Regions from separate parts of the Homo sapiens genome. Here region 2 is linked to region 1. The links are chromatin loops, found by intact Hi-C in ENCODE. Cell type or tissue: CD4-positive, alpha-beta T cell. All regions are shown on one strand. Each heading gives the region's core, and the rest is flanking DNA. Links, peaks and the distances in the headings are about the cores only.

Region 1 (2,904 bases), core at 264-2,763:
ACCAGCCTGGCCAACATGGCGAAACCCCATCTGTACTAAAAATACAAAAAAATTAGCTGGGCGTGGTGACATGCCTCCCAGCTACACGGGAGGCTGAGGCATGAGAATCGCTTGAACCCCGGAGGCAGAGGTTGCAGTGAGCCTAGATCGCACCACAGCACTCCAGCCTGGGTGACAGAGCAAGACTCTGTCTCCAAAAAAATTAAAAAATTAAAATGGTCCAGTTGAGTACAAAAAAGAAGATCAGGAAGAGTTTATTGGAGCAAGACGGAGATGAGCAACCTTGAAAACAAGTCTAATTAAGATGAGTAATTGTTAAAAGATGAGCAGTGCTTTCTAAGCAGAGGTAGCAGGAGGAAAGGGTCTCCGATCCTGTAACGCCTTTTATGCCAGGAAGAAAGGATGAATTGAAAGGATGAAATGGCAAATGTCGTAGTAGACTATTGGACTATTCCTGCAGCTCAGGAAAGTGGGCTGGAAATAAGAGGTTTGGCAAATACCCTGTTATGGTGGTATTTAAGGCAGAGGGAGGGTTTGGAACGAGCTCACAAAGGGAACTCTAGAATGAACAGAGTAGGCTTCTCAGGGAAGGCTTAAATCCTGGAGGTCTCTGGGGTAGGTAGGACAGAAAGTCCTGTTATTTTCCAGGTAGACAGACTGTTGGGCGCCGGGGAATTAATGCTGGTCACCTAGAGAGTTGTGCATTTTGTCTACCATTGTTAAATGAGGCAATGACCTGCCTCAAATACTTTTCACTCCACACACCTATTTGGAAGCCACGTATATTTTGCTTGCTCTTCCCATTTAAAATCGTAATCCACTCTATTCCACCCCCATGAGGAAGCTTTTGGGTAGAAAAGTGTGTAGAGGAATAAGTAAGTTGATGTGCATCAGATGTGCAAACTTTAGTGTGCATCAGAACCACCTGGAAGGCTTGTTAAAACAGGTTGCTGGGCACCACCCGGGGAGTTTGATTCAGTAGGTCTAAGGTGGAGTTCAATAATCTGCGTTACTAACACGTTTCCAGGTGATGCTGCTGTTCGGGGGACCACACCCAGAAGCTACCTTTTACCACTCTAAAAGGTAGCTGATTGGTTTTCTCTGTAATATAAATTCCTTAACGAGTTTAAAATATTGATCTGAGCCCTCGTAATTGCCTCAAATGTTTAATGCTAATGTGTGTTCAATGCTGTAGCCACGAGGGGAGCCTAAAATCACCTAACAACTCCTTTCGGGAGTGATTTTGATTAGTTCATCTACAGTTCCAACTAAGATTTCCCACAAATATTACTTTCACAGGAGGCTAACAAAAAACGCCGTCTTTGTCCCCAGAAAATACCTGGAGGACGGTATTTCAGAGGCGGGGAGGCTGCACCAGCCTCCCAGTCTCAGCCCTTCTCTACCGCCCGCCACTGAAGGGGCCCCGGATACCCCCAGGACTGCTGCAACTTCCTAGGTGACTTGAGGCAGCCTTAAAAGGGATTGGTGCAGGGTCCTTGCGACAGATAAATGTGATTAAAAATCCGCTGGGCCACCCGAAGGGAGAGTCTTTTTCCCTCAGGTGGCGCCTAGGGGCGGGACTGAGGGACAGCCCGCTCCCCGCAGCGCCCTCTCCGGCTCCGGGGGTGTTCCCGGCTGCAGCCGCGATCCTAACGGGCTCGCGAGACGCCCCGCCCACCCTGGGCCCGCCCCCGGCTCCATCTTGCGGGAGACCGGGTTGGGCTGTGACGCTGCTGCTGGGGTCAGGTGAGGAGCGGCGCCCCCCTCCCTTTCCCACCTCGTCTGCCTCGGTGGTCTTGCCCTCGGCCAGCTCTGGGCGCTGCTGTCCCGGTGCTAGTGGGGCGCGGCTGGAGGGCAGTGTGGGCCTCCCGGATGGCGGCGACTCGGTTTGCGCGTCTCGTAGCCGGGCTGCCGGCCGGGGTGTGTTGGGGTGGCGTGGGTGAGGCGGCCGGCCTGGCTTACGGGAAGCCCTTCCGTCCGTTTGGAAATCCCAGGGACCAGTGGCGCCCCGCCCTCGGGCAGGTGGAGGGGCTGAGGCCGGAGCGTGGCCCAGCTGCCTCGCGGGAGGCTGAGTAGGGAAACGCACGGGCAGTGCTGAAAGCCGTCTGGCTGGTAGTGGCTGTACTTTCCGGTGACACAGCGAATTTAGGGAAACTTGGGGAAATTTTTACTGTGTTTAGTGAACCGTAGGACAGAATGCGCCAGGCCAAGGTCGTACACTGGTTCTCGTTTACAGTTCTTGGAAGCTATTCTAGAATAGCATTCCAGATTTGATTGCTGTTCCCCGACCAGCAGCAAATCTGTGTTGAAATTAGCTCATCCTGTGCAAACACTGCGCAAGGAAACCAAGGTGCAGAGGTAGATGGCTGATGTCCACCGTAAAGTGACAGACATGACGCTGTTGTCTTCCGACTGCCGTAAACGCCCTGATTTTTGCCAGCTGATGGCCAGCTAATCTGCTAAATGTGTCCGAATTAGATGATGAGTGTAATGAGTTACCTTCCAGGCAAGGAAAGAGTTTCAAGCACTGAATAGGTAAAAGAGATAATTTTGGCCACTGCAAACTTTCAGTCCTTTTCAGTGAGGACTGTCTTTCAGTCCTCACTGGTGGTTGGCTACCTACCTGTCCGTGCAGAGGACTAGCCATGCCTCCATGTTCTTTCTCCACATCACTGACGGATTTAAATGATCCTACCATACCTAGAAGCCGGTTTTGCAAAATTGTATTCGCTGTTGCGCGTATCTTCAGTCACCCTTCCTGTTTCGTGTATTTTTTCCCCCATAAATTTGCAACAGCTGCCTCTTGGGTTCCTGGGCTTCATGCCATCAATGAGAAACGGTGAGACCCAGCCCTTTTACTAACTGACTCACTGGGTGGAGGTGGTTTGGAAAACCAAAAATGAT
Region 2 (2,904 bases), core at 276-2,775, 250 kb after region 1:
AAAAAGTGAAGTGAGCTGGGCATGGTGGCTCACGCCAACACTTTGGGAGGCCAAAGTGGGAGAACCGCTTGAGTCCAGGAGTTTGAGACCAGCCTGGGCAACATAGTGGGACCCTGTCTCTACCAAAAAAAAATTTTTTTTTAATTAGCCAGTTGTGGTGGTGTGCACCTGTAGTCTCAGCTACTCAAGAGGCTACATTGTGAGGATCACCTGAGCCCATAGGTGGAGGCTGCAGTGAGCAAGGATTGCACTACTGCCCTCCAGCCTGGACAACTGAGCAAGACCCTGTCTCCAAAAAAAAAAAAAAAGTGAAGGCCCTTTTGGAAGTGTAAAGCATTAATAAATGTATGACACTATTATTACTTTCTAAATTATTATACACCACTTCGGTCAGGGTAGGGGGCAGCTCTTTTTATTTTTTTATTATTTATTTATTTATTTTGAGACGGAGTTTCACTCTTGTCACCCAGACTGGAGTGCGATGGCGTGACCTCTGCTCACTGCAACCTCTGCCTCCCGGGTTCAAGTGATTCTCCTGCCTCATCCTCCCAAGTAGCTGGGTTTACAGGCCCCCGCCTCCATGCCCGGCCATTTTTTTTTTTTTTTTTGCATTTTTAGTAGAGATGGGGTTTCGCCATGTTGGCCAGGCTGGTCTCGAACTCCTGGCCTCAAGTGATCCGCCCGCCTCAGCCTCCCAAAGTGCTGGGATTACAAGCGTGAGCCACCACGGCCGGCCGTGAGGGTGGATCTTTTTAAAGCCAGAAATATTTGCTCTTTAAAGTCTCAAAAGCAAAACTGATCTTTATGGATTCTGGTGCTTAATTGCAGAGGTGGGGAGGCAGTATGTGTGATGGTTATGACCACAGGCTTCGGAATCAGATCGACATCAGGTTTGTACCTCTCAGCTCTACCACCTTCAAGCTGTGTGATCTTTGGCATGCTACAATCTTTAATTCTGGGATCTTTATCTGTAGAATGTGCAAAATAATGTTCCCAATCTGATATCATTGATAGGAATGAGCAAATGTATGTAAATAGCTTTGCACAGTGTCAAGTGAGCACTTTCCTGGAGCCCTCAGTTAGCTATTAATAACTTCTCGAGCTACCATGGCCATTAACAATGGGACCTGAAGCACTGCGGATGCTACAAATGCTTCAGCAGACCCAGTGCTTGATTTCAGGAATTTCAGACGAAGGGCGACACGCCCTCAGCTGGAGATGGAGGAAGAAGGGGCAGGGTCCAGCAGGGCTGAGAGGAGAGAATTCCGAAGAAAAATCTCTCCCCAGCCCTGGGAAAGGAAAGGAACGAAGGACTGGTCAAGGAGGGTCCCCAGAGCGCCCGCCGCCCGCCCCGGCTGGGGTGGCTGAGCAGTCCACTCACAGCTCCAAGCTCTGTGGCACCGCCTTCCGAGTGTATCTGGAGATCATCCTCCTCCTCCTCCTCCTCCTCCTCCTCCTCAGCCGCGGCCGGGGCAGGCACGCCAGGGTGGGGGCCTCCGGGCCTGGCCCTCCCGCCGGCTCCGGCCCGGCCCCTCCCGCCACCTACCGGCCCCGTCTCGCCCCGTCACCTAGACTCCGAGCAGCCACCTCCCCAGGGTCCCCACCTCTCCAGTCCTCCGACCTCCCTGCTTTGCCGCGGGGGCGGAAGTGACGAAGGCCCCCGGACACTCGCAAAATGCTCCCGCCGACGCACAGCAGTGACGACACACAAGGTTTCGGGGACTGAGTGGGTTTCAGACTTTCTCTCAGGATTTCCGCTGGCTTCAGGTTCCGGTCAGGCGTCGGGACAGAGCCTGATCCAGGCTTCGGCGGCCGGTGGCAGCTCTCGATCAGCTCTCGCAGTCGGAGAGGCGGCTAAGGAAAGGTGCCACAGCAGAGACGCGAAGGAGAGGCCCTAGAACCGTAAGAGAAATTGGCTTCATTTTGTTAGATGGCAGGAGGGAGCCTAGACTGGGGAAAGAGCACTAGACTCCAAGTCAAGCCCCTGCTGCTTGGTCGCTTCTTTTTCTGTACTCTGGGTTTTCTCATATGTACAGTGAGGTATTAGCCTGAGTGATCATAGAGTCCCTTCCAGTTCTGACACCAAATTCTGCATGATGACGTGTGTTTGGCGTTATGGGGTGGATGGGTAAAATTACTGTCTGTCCCTCTGGGTTGAAAGGCAAAATGATGATTTGGTTAGACTGTGGTGAGTGGGTGTCTGGATAAGAAGAAGCAGGTTCCTTACGAGTCTCTTAGAAAGCTGAGTAAGATTGGAATCATGGAGTTAGGGTGGTCCATCCACCGCCATTTCTTTCTTTACCAAGCATCACCTGGCAGCAAGAATAAACTAGTACTCTTATTTAGGAAAACCCTTAGAAAATTAAGAGATAAGGAAAACCCTTAGAAAATTAAGAGGTATCAATGCAACCTCCATCAAAATACCAGTGACATTCTTCACAGTCATAGAAAAAAGATCCTAAAATTTATATGGAACCACAAAAGAGCCAGAATAGCCAAAGCTATCCTGAGCAAAAAGAACAAAACTGGAAGCATCACATTACCCGACTTCAGATTATACAACAGAGTTATAGTAACCAAAACAGCATGGCACTGGCATAAAAACAGGAACAGAATAGAGAACCCAGAAACAAATCCATATGTCTGCAGTGAATTCATTTTCAGCAAAGGTACCAAAAACATACATTGGGGAAAAGACAGTCTCTTCAATAAATGATACTGGGAAAACTGATACCCGTATGCAGAAGAATGAAACCAGACCCACTACCTCCCACCATATACAAAAATCAAGTCAAAATGGATTAGAGACTTAAATCTAAGCCCTCAAACTATGAAACTACTAAAAGGAAATATTGGGGAAACTCTCTAGGACATTAGAGTGGGCAAAGATTTCCTGAGTAATAC

Evidence for each region. A loop is a pair of places that touch in the nucleus more often than their neighbours do. Peaks named below come from ENCODE experiments on the same cell type or tissue, not always from the same donor. Only the 100,000 strongest peaks of a DNase experiment are listed, where the experiment ranks them.
Region 2: it touches region 1 in a loop (5-fold over the local background); 4 of 110 quality-filtered maps call a loop at or near these places.

What each region holds. Positions count from the first base shown.
Region 1 is chr10:73,412,854-73,415,757 of GRCh38, reverse strand. It overlaps ANXA7 (annexin A7), which reads left to right and starts at 1,700. Exons shown (of 13, transcript NM_001156.5): 1 at 1,700-1,746. RefSeq lists a silencer at 1,517-2,076 and enhancers at 2,477-2,556, 2,567-2,686. In CD4-positive, alpha-beta T cell, for the core only: CTCF peaks have their summits at 1,364 and 1,563; DNase peaks (open chromatin) are centred at 1,657, 2,057 and 2,357; H3K4me3 peaks cover 1,967 bases; H3K27ac peaks cover 1,335 bases.
Region 2 is chr10:73,166,864-73,169,767 of GRCh38, reverse strand. It overlaps ECD (ecdysoneless cell cycle regulator), which reads left to right and starts at 1,760. Exons shown (of 14, transcript NM_007265.3): 1 at 1,760-1,902. It overlaps FAM149B1 (family with sequence similarity 149 member B1), which reads right to left and starts at 1,649. Exons shown (of 14, transcript NM_173348.2): 1 at 1,382-1,649. The coding sequence starts at 1,428. RefSeq lists enhancers at 143-741, 1,636-1,835, 1,342-1,941 and a silencer at 1,396-1,585. In CD4-positive, alpha-beta T cell, for the core only: no CTCF peak of the experiment used is centred there; a DNase peak (open chromatin) is centred at 1,657; H3K4me3 peaks cover 1,993 bases; H3K27ac peaks cover 1,815 bases.